Regions from separate parts of the Homo sapiens genome. Here region 2 is linked to region 1. A link is a contact called in ENCODE Hi-C or POLR2A ChIA-PET data. All regions are on one chromosome and are shown on one strand. Each heading gives the region's core, a stretch centred on a gene start or an enhancer-like site at or near the end of the contact. The rest is flanking DNA. Distances are from core to core; before and after follow the strand shown.

What was found. A loop is a pair of places that touch in the nucleus more often than their neighbours do. ChIA-PET counts read pairs that join two places held with the same protein, here RNA polymerase II (POLR2A). Pooled maps may share reads with other maps.
Region 2: a loop to region 1 is called in a map of heart right ventricle, with 2.3 times the contacts of the local background. The contact joins two enhancer-like sites. A Hi-C loop is called at or near these places in 4 of 168 maps with a recorded cell type or tissue (CD8-positive, alpha-beta T cell, PC-3, heart left ventricle and 1 more), 5 of 37 single-sample maps with no recorded cell type and 6 of 50 pooled maps. POLR2A ChIA-PET finds 5 or more read pairs at or near these places in 5 of 52 experiments (AG04450, H1, activated naive CD4-positive, alpha-beta T cell and 1 more).

What each region holds. Positions count from the first base shown.
Region 1 is chr6:1,684,809-1,688,723 of GRCh38, forward strand. The region is part of intron 9 of GMDS (GDP-mannose 4,6-dehydratase); the gene reads right to left. Among named protein-coding and RNA genes, the nearest start is that of FOXC1, 77 kb to the left of the region's middle. Within about 2 kb of position 1,428, at least 5 of the 41 ENCODE cell types and tissues checked have a DNase peak (open chromatin) inside an H3K27ac peak, as active enhancers do; they include PC-3, where a contact is called at or near this core.
Region 2 is chr6:1,723,334-1,727,230 of GRCh38, forward strand. It overlaps GMDS (GDP-mannose 4,6-dehydratase), which reads right to left. Exons shown (of 11, transcript NM_001500.4): 9 at 3,083-3,179. Among named protein-coding and RNA genes, the nearest start is that of FOXC1, 120 kb to the left of the region's middle. Within about 2 kb of position 1,483, at least 13 of the 41 ENCODE cell types and tissues checked have a DNase peak (open chromatin) inside an H3K27ac peak, as active enhancers do; they include PC-3, where a contact is called at or near this core.

The DNA.
Region 1 (3,915 bases), core at 178-2,677:
AATTATACCTCATTAAAGCTGGGGGTTAAACCGAGTCCAGCACCTGGCACCAAGTAAATATACACAGTAAATTATTCATCCTCTTCCTGTTAGTTGCCATTTAGAATTATCAACCTGTGCCTGCCACTGAAGCCACAATGATGTCAGGCTTAAGTGTTGCTTTTCTCCTTCAAATACTATGACACAAAACTGCTCCCTCTCTCCCCCCCCTTTTTTTTTAACTACTTACCCACCTTAAAAAAAAGGTAGACTTAATTAACACTTGTAAAGCACCTTGAGACACTTGAATTAAAAAGTAATAGAGGAGGCTGAGTGCGGTGGCTCATGCCTGTAATCCTAGCACTTTGGGAGGCCGAGGTGGGCAGATCACTTGAGGTCAAGAGTTCGAGATCAGCCTGGTCAACATGGTGAGACCCCCGTCTCTACTATAAACAGCAAAAAAATTAGCCCAGTGTGGTGGTACATGCCTGTAATCCAAGCTACTTGGGAGGCTGAGGCCGGAGCCGAGATCACGCCACTGCACTCCAGCCTGGGTGACAGAGCGAGACTCCATCTCAAAAACAAAAAACAACAAACAAACAAAGTAATAGAGGAGTATCTGGCACTGCTATTGCTCTTCTGTTTTCAATGATGCAAACAGTATAGCTCTTTGTTTGCTAAGCGACTTTAGTAAGGGTTTTTTTTTAATTAAAAAAAACTGTTTAATCTGAAAATGAAATTCAAAGGCCTGCTGACAATATATTCCTCGTCTCCATTCATGCCAACAATGACTATGCCAGCGTTTGCAGATTTATGCCCATGGATTCCCAGATTGGGAGACAGGAAATGGGTGTCCATCCTCCCCCACCTGCAGTTCCAAGCTGGCCGCACAGAGCACAGGGAGGTTGGTTGCTCAGAACGTGGCCATAACATTTACCAGGAAAAACGGAGTGAAGAGGAAGGATGGGAAGGAATGGAGGGGCACAGGATGGAGATTTTCCCAATCAAGTTGGGGAAAAGTATGGCTGTTTCACTCAGCATTTCTCTGCTTCACTAATTAAAAATGATTTTAAGAGCTAACAATTGCAAAAATCTTCTTAAGCTTATCAGTGAATTCCTGAATATCCCCTGGTGAAGTCTTCCTTTGGCATAGACGTGCATGCCCGAATCTTAATTTCTCTCTAGCATTCTGGGTGATCATGCCATAAAGCACAGGCCGTGGAGTCATTTTCTGAGACAAGAAGTCGCTCCACATTGGGCTTTCTGGCTGGTTCTTTTTGGCCGTGGGTCTGGTTACAGTGGTGGCAGAAGAAGCGAAGTCTGTAGCCCTCATTACAGACCCTTTGCTGGCTGGGGGCATGTGGCTGTGAGAGAGGAGCAGAACTGAAGCCAGTTTCTCCTGCTCTGCACTCTGAAACCCGAGATGACGCGGCCTCTTTCCCGCACAACAGTGTAGAGCGTTCAGTTGGTGTTATGACTTGTCTGGTTCCCACAGAGGAAGGAATCCTGCCAAATATTTGTAATCTGCACTTAAGTATGCAATCAGGGAAACCACACCCAGAAGCAAGTGCATGGCTACATAATTAAAATGGTCTTGCTGGAAGACCAACTGGAAATGGTTGGAGAGGGTGTGGGGGGAAGCTGATGAGTGAGTGTCACTGGGATCTCTGACACTTTGGCCATCATTCTCTGCAAAACATTTTCTCCTTAGACTCTAGCAAGCACGCATCTTTCTCTGTGTCCACTGATTAGTCACAGTATTTGTCTTTGTATAACCATTTAAGAAAATATTTGCATCTATTTAAAGGATCTAAATAGATCCCCCCCGGGTTGGCTTGTATTTATGGCATAAGCCATAATGGAATGTACTTATATGCAAACCATCTTTCCCTCTGAGTAAAGCATTTTGGCACATTTTCTATGACAGCACTGAGTCACAGTGCACAGTACATTAACGCAGCAACTTCTGAAATTGAGCTGCCCAGGTTGCAGGGCTGGCAATGCTTTATAAAAGGGTTAAAACCATTCACTCTGAGGTACTGGTAAGATAAAGGACTAAACAAACTAATGTGTTATCCTTGGAGGCAATACAATTTTTTTAAATGAAATTACTGAAATTAGTAAGGATTAAATTTAATTTTTATAGTCAGATAATAGCTACCAGCAGCGCCATCTGTTGAAATATTCCAAAACTTCATTTCCTGCATCCCAAATAATATTTACTTAAAGGAAGATACAAATGTTTAAAATCACAAGTAGGACTGGAACTCCATCCTCAGTTTTAGGCAAAATCACAACTATAATATTTTCCAGGACAAGAGGCGCCACCCCGTTTGTCAGGCCCCAGAGATGTCCTTACCTACATCAGTAACCCCTTCAAGGTTCACGAACCTTCTCACTGACAAAAAACTCCCATAACAGAAACGAAAGAGCTCCTGTTCAACTACAGCAACACCCCCAAGGCTTGAACATCAGGAAGGACGTGAACAGCACCTGCTACCTAGACTCTCCCGCACTTCACGGGCTGGTTGGGTTTCAGACCTGGAAGTGGCGCAGGCCTCCAACCTCCAGGGGAGGAGGATGAGGCCAATGTTCTAGGTCAAGGTCTTGCCTAAGATCAGACAGGTGGTAGGTATCAAGGTCAGGAGCTGCATTCAGGCCCCAGGTGTTCTGAATTTCAGCCCAGAACGCTTCCCATTGGATTCCAGGGCCAATACTAACTCCTCCACTCAGCAGGCCATCAGCAAGCTCCTGTGTTCCAGGCACCGTCCTTCTCCTGTGTTCCAGGCACCGTCCTTGACACTAGGGAGAGAGTTGCCAGCACAATGGACAGGGCCCTTAGCCATGCAGCTTCCATTCTAGCGGGAGGAGAGACACAAAGAGGCAGGTGAAGAACGTGAGGGGGGTTCAGAGAAGCCACGGAGGCTTCTCTGATGCAGAGACTGAAAGAGTGTGGGGAGCAGTCCTGCCCTCTAACTTTCTGGGGGAGGAGCAGGTGTCAGTGCCCCAAGGTGAAGCTGAAGGGTCAGTGTGGTTGGAGAGAGGGCATGGGGGTAAGAGGGCAGGAGCTAAGCGGGGTGAGGTTGGGGCGGGGCAGGTCATGGAGAACACTGTAAGCTGCGGGAAGGACCTGGAATTCCACTGAGAGAGCTGTAAAGCCACAGGTGGGTTCTGAATGAGAGGTAATGTGGTCTCACTTACGTAAAAAGTGCCACTATCTTCACAATGGGCTGTAGGAGGGCAAGAATGGAGGCCGTGAGGCTCTTAAATCCACAGCAGAGAGGATGGCGGCTTTGTTTAGCGGGGCTTGGGAGGCTGGTGAGACACAGCTGGATTCTGGGTTGATTTCCGAAGGAGAGTGAGTGAACCGTTCGCTGATGGATAAGTTGTGGGGTGTGAGAGAGGGAGGGGAGTCAATGTTGACTCTGATGCTTTGGGGTTTCAGCAAAAAGAATACCAGCATTTGCTGAGCACCTACTAAGTGTCAAGCATATTTTCTCTACCAGTCTCAGAAACTCTCAAGTGTGGGCATTTGCCCCCATTACACAGATGAACGACGGCTCGTGGAAACCCCGCACCTTGCTATGGTCACGCACGTGGAGCGTGCTGTGTGGAATACAAGCTGGTCTACCTCTTTTTCTTCCTCCTACTTGGATCTGCTTCCAGCAATCAAGCAACTCCAGTTCCCTCCACCTTCTAAAGTTTGTGTGTGTTTCTACATTACATCCTCTCCGTGATTCTCCTCTGAAACCTCTCCACGCTCTTCAAAGCATATATTTAGCTATTGAGTCACAAATCCACTGCAGCTCTCATGAGGTCTTTATCTTAAATACCAGCCAAAAAGAAAGAATTTGCCTGGGGACTTAATACTCCCATGTAGAGTTTAATTTATGTTAAACGTATTTCTGTAATGGTCTTCATTAGAGGCACCAAGAT
Region 2 (3,897 bases), core at 233-2,732, 39 kb after region 1:
TTTTTTTTTTTTAGACGGAGTCTCGCTCTGTGGCCCAGGCTGGAGTGCAGTGGCACGACCTTGGCTCACTGAAAGCTCCGCCTCCCGGGTTCACGCCATTCTCCTGCCTCAGCCTCCTGAGTAGCTGGGACTACAGGCACCTGCCACCATACCCGGCTAATTTTTTGTATCTTTTTTAGTAGAGACGGGGTTTCACTGTGTTAGCCAGGATGGTCTCGATCTCCTGATCTTGTGATCCACCCGCCTCGGCCTCTTTATGGCAATTTTTTTTTCCTATCAGTCATTCCGAAATGATTCTAAGAAGACATAGTTATTGGTTTGAGTGTCCCTCTGTGCAGAAGATCTTGGGGGACAGATGACCTAAGCTGATCGGTGAAAGCACTTTTACAGACTATAAGAAGAATAAGAAGCCTTTGGCATGTGCAGGATGGACTGAGTCCCTGAGAAGGAAAGATTCAGTTTAGATGTGAGAGAATTCCACATGTATCCTAAGTTGAATGTAGACAAACCTCAAAGAAGCTTGGTGCTTTTCAGGACTCATACCAAATGGCTCTAGACCATTGGCTCTTGGGACCTCACACCTAACTAAAAGCTTATTTACAATATAGTCTCCAGTTCTGGTTACCTTTCAACTGGAAGAATATTCTCACCCCTGAGGCAATTCAACAGGAGGCTGTCAAGTTGATCCAAGTTTTAGGAAAACTTGTTGTTCTGAGGAATGAGGTTAAAAGTTTAGTCTCACCATACAGGAAAAGCTTACCCAGTGGAATATTAGGTTGAAGTGGAGTGAATGAAATTAATGCAGCCTAGAGGCTTAGAAAGATAAAACGTAGTTCAAGATTCAAAATTGGACAGTAAAGGGAAGCTCAGGAGAGAGCCAAATCGGTGGAAAAATAAAGCAAGCATATGAAATCAGACACCACTCTTATACTCAAAGAATGCTAGTGTCAACAGAGCTGCAGAACAGGTATGATGATAGCACTTGAATGAACAAAAGAAACGGGAGGGATGCGGCGTCGGTCACGGCAGGAAAGGGGGTCGATGCGGATTCAAGAACAGTCTTGTTAGTCTGAGGGTCCTTTTCCTGTTCAGTGAATTCTTTTGTTCTGTGTCCTTATCAATCCCACACCTTGTCTAAGTAGGAATGACAGACAAGCCATTCTTAATGACTTCCTAGCTTTTGAAACTATTTTGGTGTCAGAGAGGGAAAGAGCCACATTTAAGTTGTAAAAATTGAGGTTTCTGTTGGCTTAGTAAATTTCCTTCTCTGAGATGACCATTTTTGATTGTAGATACAGAAAAGCATTTGCATAAATATGTGATCTGTGCAATGTTCCAGAAAATTGACATCTCTGTCGCACCTCATCAGGCCAGAGAGTCAAATGGCAGCACAGCTCAGGGCTCCAGTCGGCAGTCCCTGCTATGTCAGCACAGCGTGGCTGGCATCTTCCTCCCTGAGGGCCAGTACACATCCTCTCCTAGGCACACCCACTCTCCATTAGCACCGGGAACAATGGTTCACTGTGTCAGAGCCCCGGCCACGCCCTGTGCCCGGACAATGCACGACTCCACAGCCCTACCTCTCCCAAGCACTGGTTACTTCCTTTCCTTTTTATTTCCTCCTGTGTGGTAGAGTGCATGAAATACAGTTTTTTCCTTCTGTCTGAAACAAGACATTTTAAAGAGTGGTAAATGATGACCGATTCACTTTCAGTCTCTCTTCACTGGGGTTTTCCTAACCTCTCCAAGGTTGAACAACAGATAGGAATTTGGTTCAGAACACAGGGAAAATGGTTTCAAAAAATTCAATTTTCACAGTTAATGTTCACTAGGTAACACATATGAACGTTTCTCTCTAGAGATGATGCTTTCTATTATCTTTAGGTATATTTCATATGTTGAGCTTTGCTTCCATAGTGAGGATGGACCTCATTAAAGCAATAACAGCAAGCTAGGCAGCTTTATAAGTTTAGGAAAGGAGGATGTTATGTTCTAACAACCATTTTGTAACACAGGAAGTTCTGTATTTAGAAATTCGCCCATCCATCTAGCAATCAGTCAGTATTTATTAAGTACCTACCTTGTTATAGTCTAGTGTAAGATTTTTTTTTTTTTGAGACGGAGTTTCACTCTTGTTGCCTAGGCTGGAGTGCAATGGCGCGCGATCTCGGCTCACTGCAACCTCCGCCTCCTGGGTTCAAGCGATTCTCCTGCCTCAGCCTCCCGAGTAGTGGGGATTACAGGCATGCGCTACCACACCCGGCTAATTTTGTATTTTTAGTAGAGATGGGGTTTCACATGTTGGTCAGGCTGGTCTTGAACTCCTGAGCTCAGGTGATCTGCATGCCTCTGCCTCCCAAAGGGCTGGGATTATAGGCATGAGCCACTGTGCCTGGCCTTAAGATATTTTTTAAAAGTCCCTATTCTCAAAGAGTTCACAATTTGGTAAAGAGAGAAAGACATGTAAACAAATGATTATGGTGGGTTATAGTAGGTACTATAATAGAATTATGTATAGCATATAATGTGGATACAAAGAAAGGAGTGGGAAGGAATTTCAGCAGTACTGATGTATCGGCCAGAAAAGGCTACATGGACAGGGTGGTCCCTGACCTGAGTCTTATAAAAAGCAGGGGAGACCATTTATGGTATAGTGTGCAAGTATGCACTTGTGTATGAGTACACAGACACAGACATAGACATAGCTGGAGAGGACCTAGATGTCCTGCAGGTCTGGGACAGCGTTGTTAAGTCAGGCATCCTGTAGGTTATCAGGGACCAGCCATTAGAATAGGAGACCAACATGAGGAGATCTGCGTGTGATGTGAGATTCCATTTCTGAAATCAATGATTTCTTTTGGTGGGTTTAACTCTTGTTTTCCTTTATAGAGCAATGAAGTTTGTGGTAAGAATGATAATCTCAAATTGAATTCACTGTGTTCTGATTTTGGAAATGCACGCTGAAGGATGCCAGGGAGCTGAACTGACAGCTCCAAAGGCTGGCACCAGGCATTCCATGAGCGCATTTGCCCAGCCAGCCAGCCAAATGTGGCCACGCACTGGGTGGCCAGAGAGTCCTTACCACTTCAGTTGGCCGGTAGTACTTGAGATCCACAGTCACGTGAACTTTGCCGGTCTCTTTACATCTGCCCACTTCATTTTCATTCTTTCCTTCCCACCTGTAAGGAAGATAAACACTGAATCAGCTCCTAATTGCTTGGGAACATTTGGCCATGCTGTAGCACCTTGGGATGCCCCAGCCCTCTCCCCGCAGGAGCGCTTAAGCTCATTAACCACAGCAGCACAGGCTGATGCTCCAGCTGATTATTAAAGCAACGGCGACTTTCAAAGCCTTTCTAGATCTGTTTTGCAAGGGCAGCGTTTTTTTCCTTTTCAAGAAAATCATGACGAATTCAGAAGTGAGACTTTAGAAATGAACAGATTAGCCAGAAAATAAAATTGGGCAACTTTCAGGGATTTCAAAGATTTTGTATTTCTCTAGACCATTCTTGGTCAATTCATTATTATTAATTAATAAATTATTATAAATTAATTAATATAAATTAATGTCTTCTGTCTTCCCTTTTTTTTTCTTTCTTTTGTAGTTTTAGGGATATTCAGAGTTAATTCAACACATTCCATTTGGGAATAAGTTTTGTAACCTAATTAACCATTCAATGCATCCCTGGATCACATACAAGTTCTCCTGCTCTCCCGTCAATGGTGGGCCCCCTTAGTAAGTCTCAGATGATTAAACCTCCAAAAAGTACAGAACTAATTGTTTGTTTCCTGCTGAGTGAGGGTATATCAATATTACTTTCCTATAACCTCCTCTGACCTAGCTAGGATACTGTTTGCACACAAGTTTCCTTCCCTGAACATCCAAGGTTGACAGCA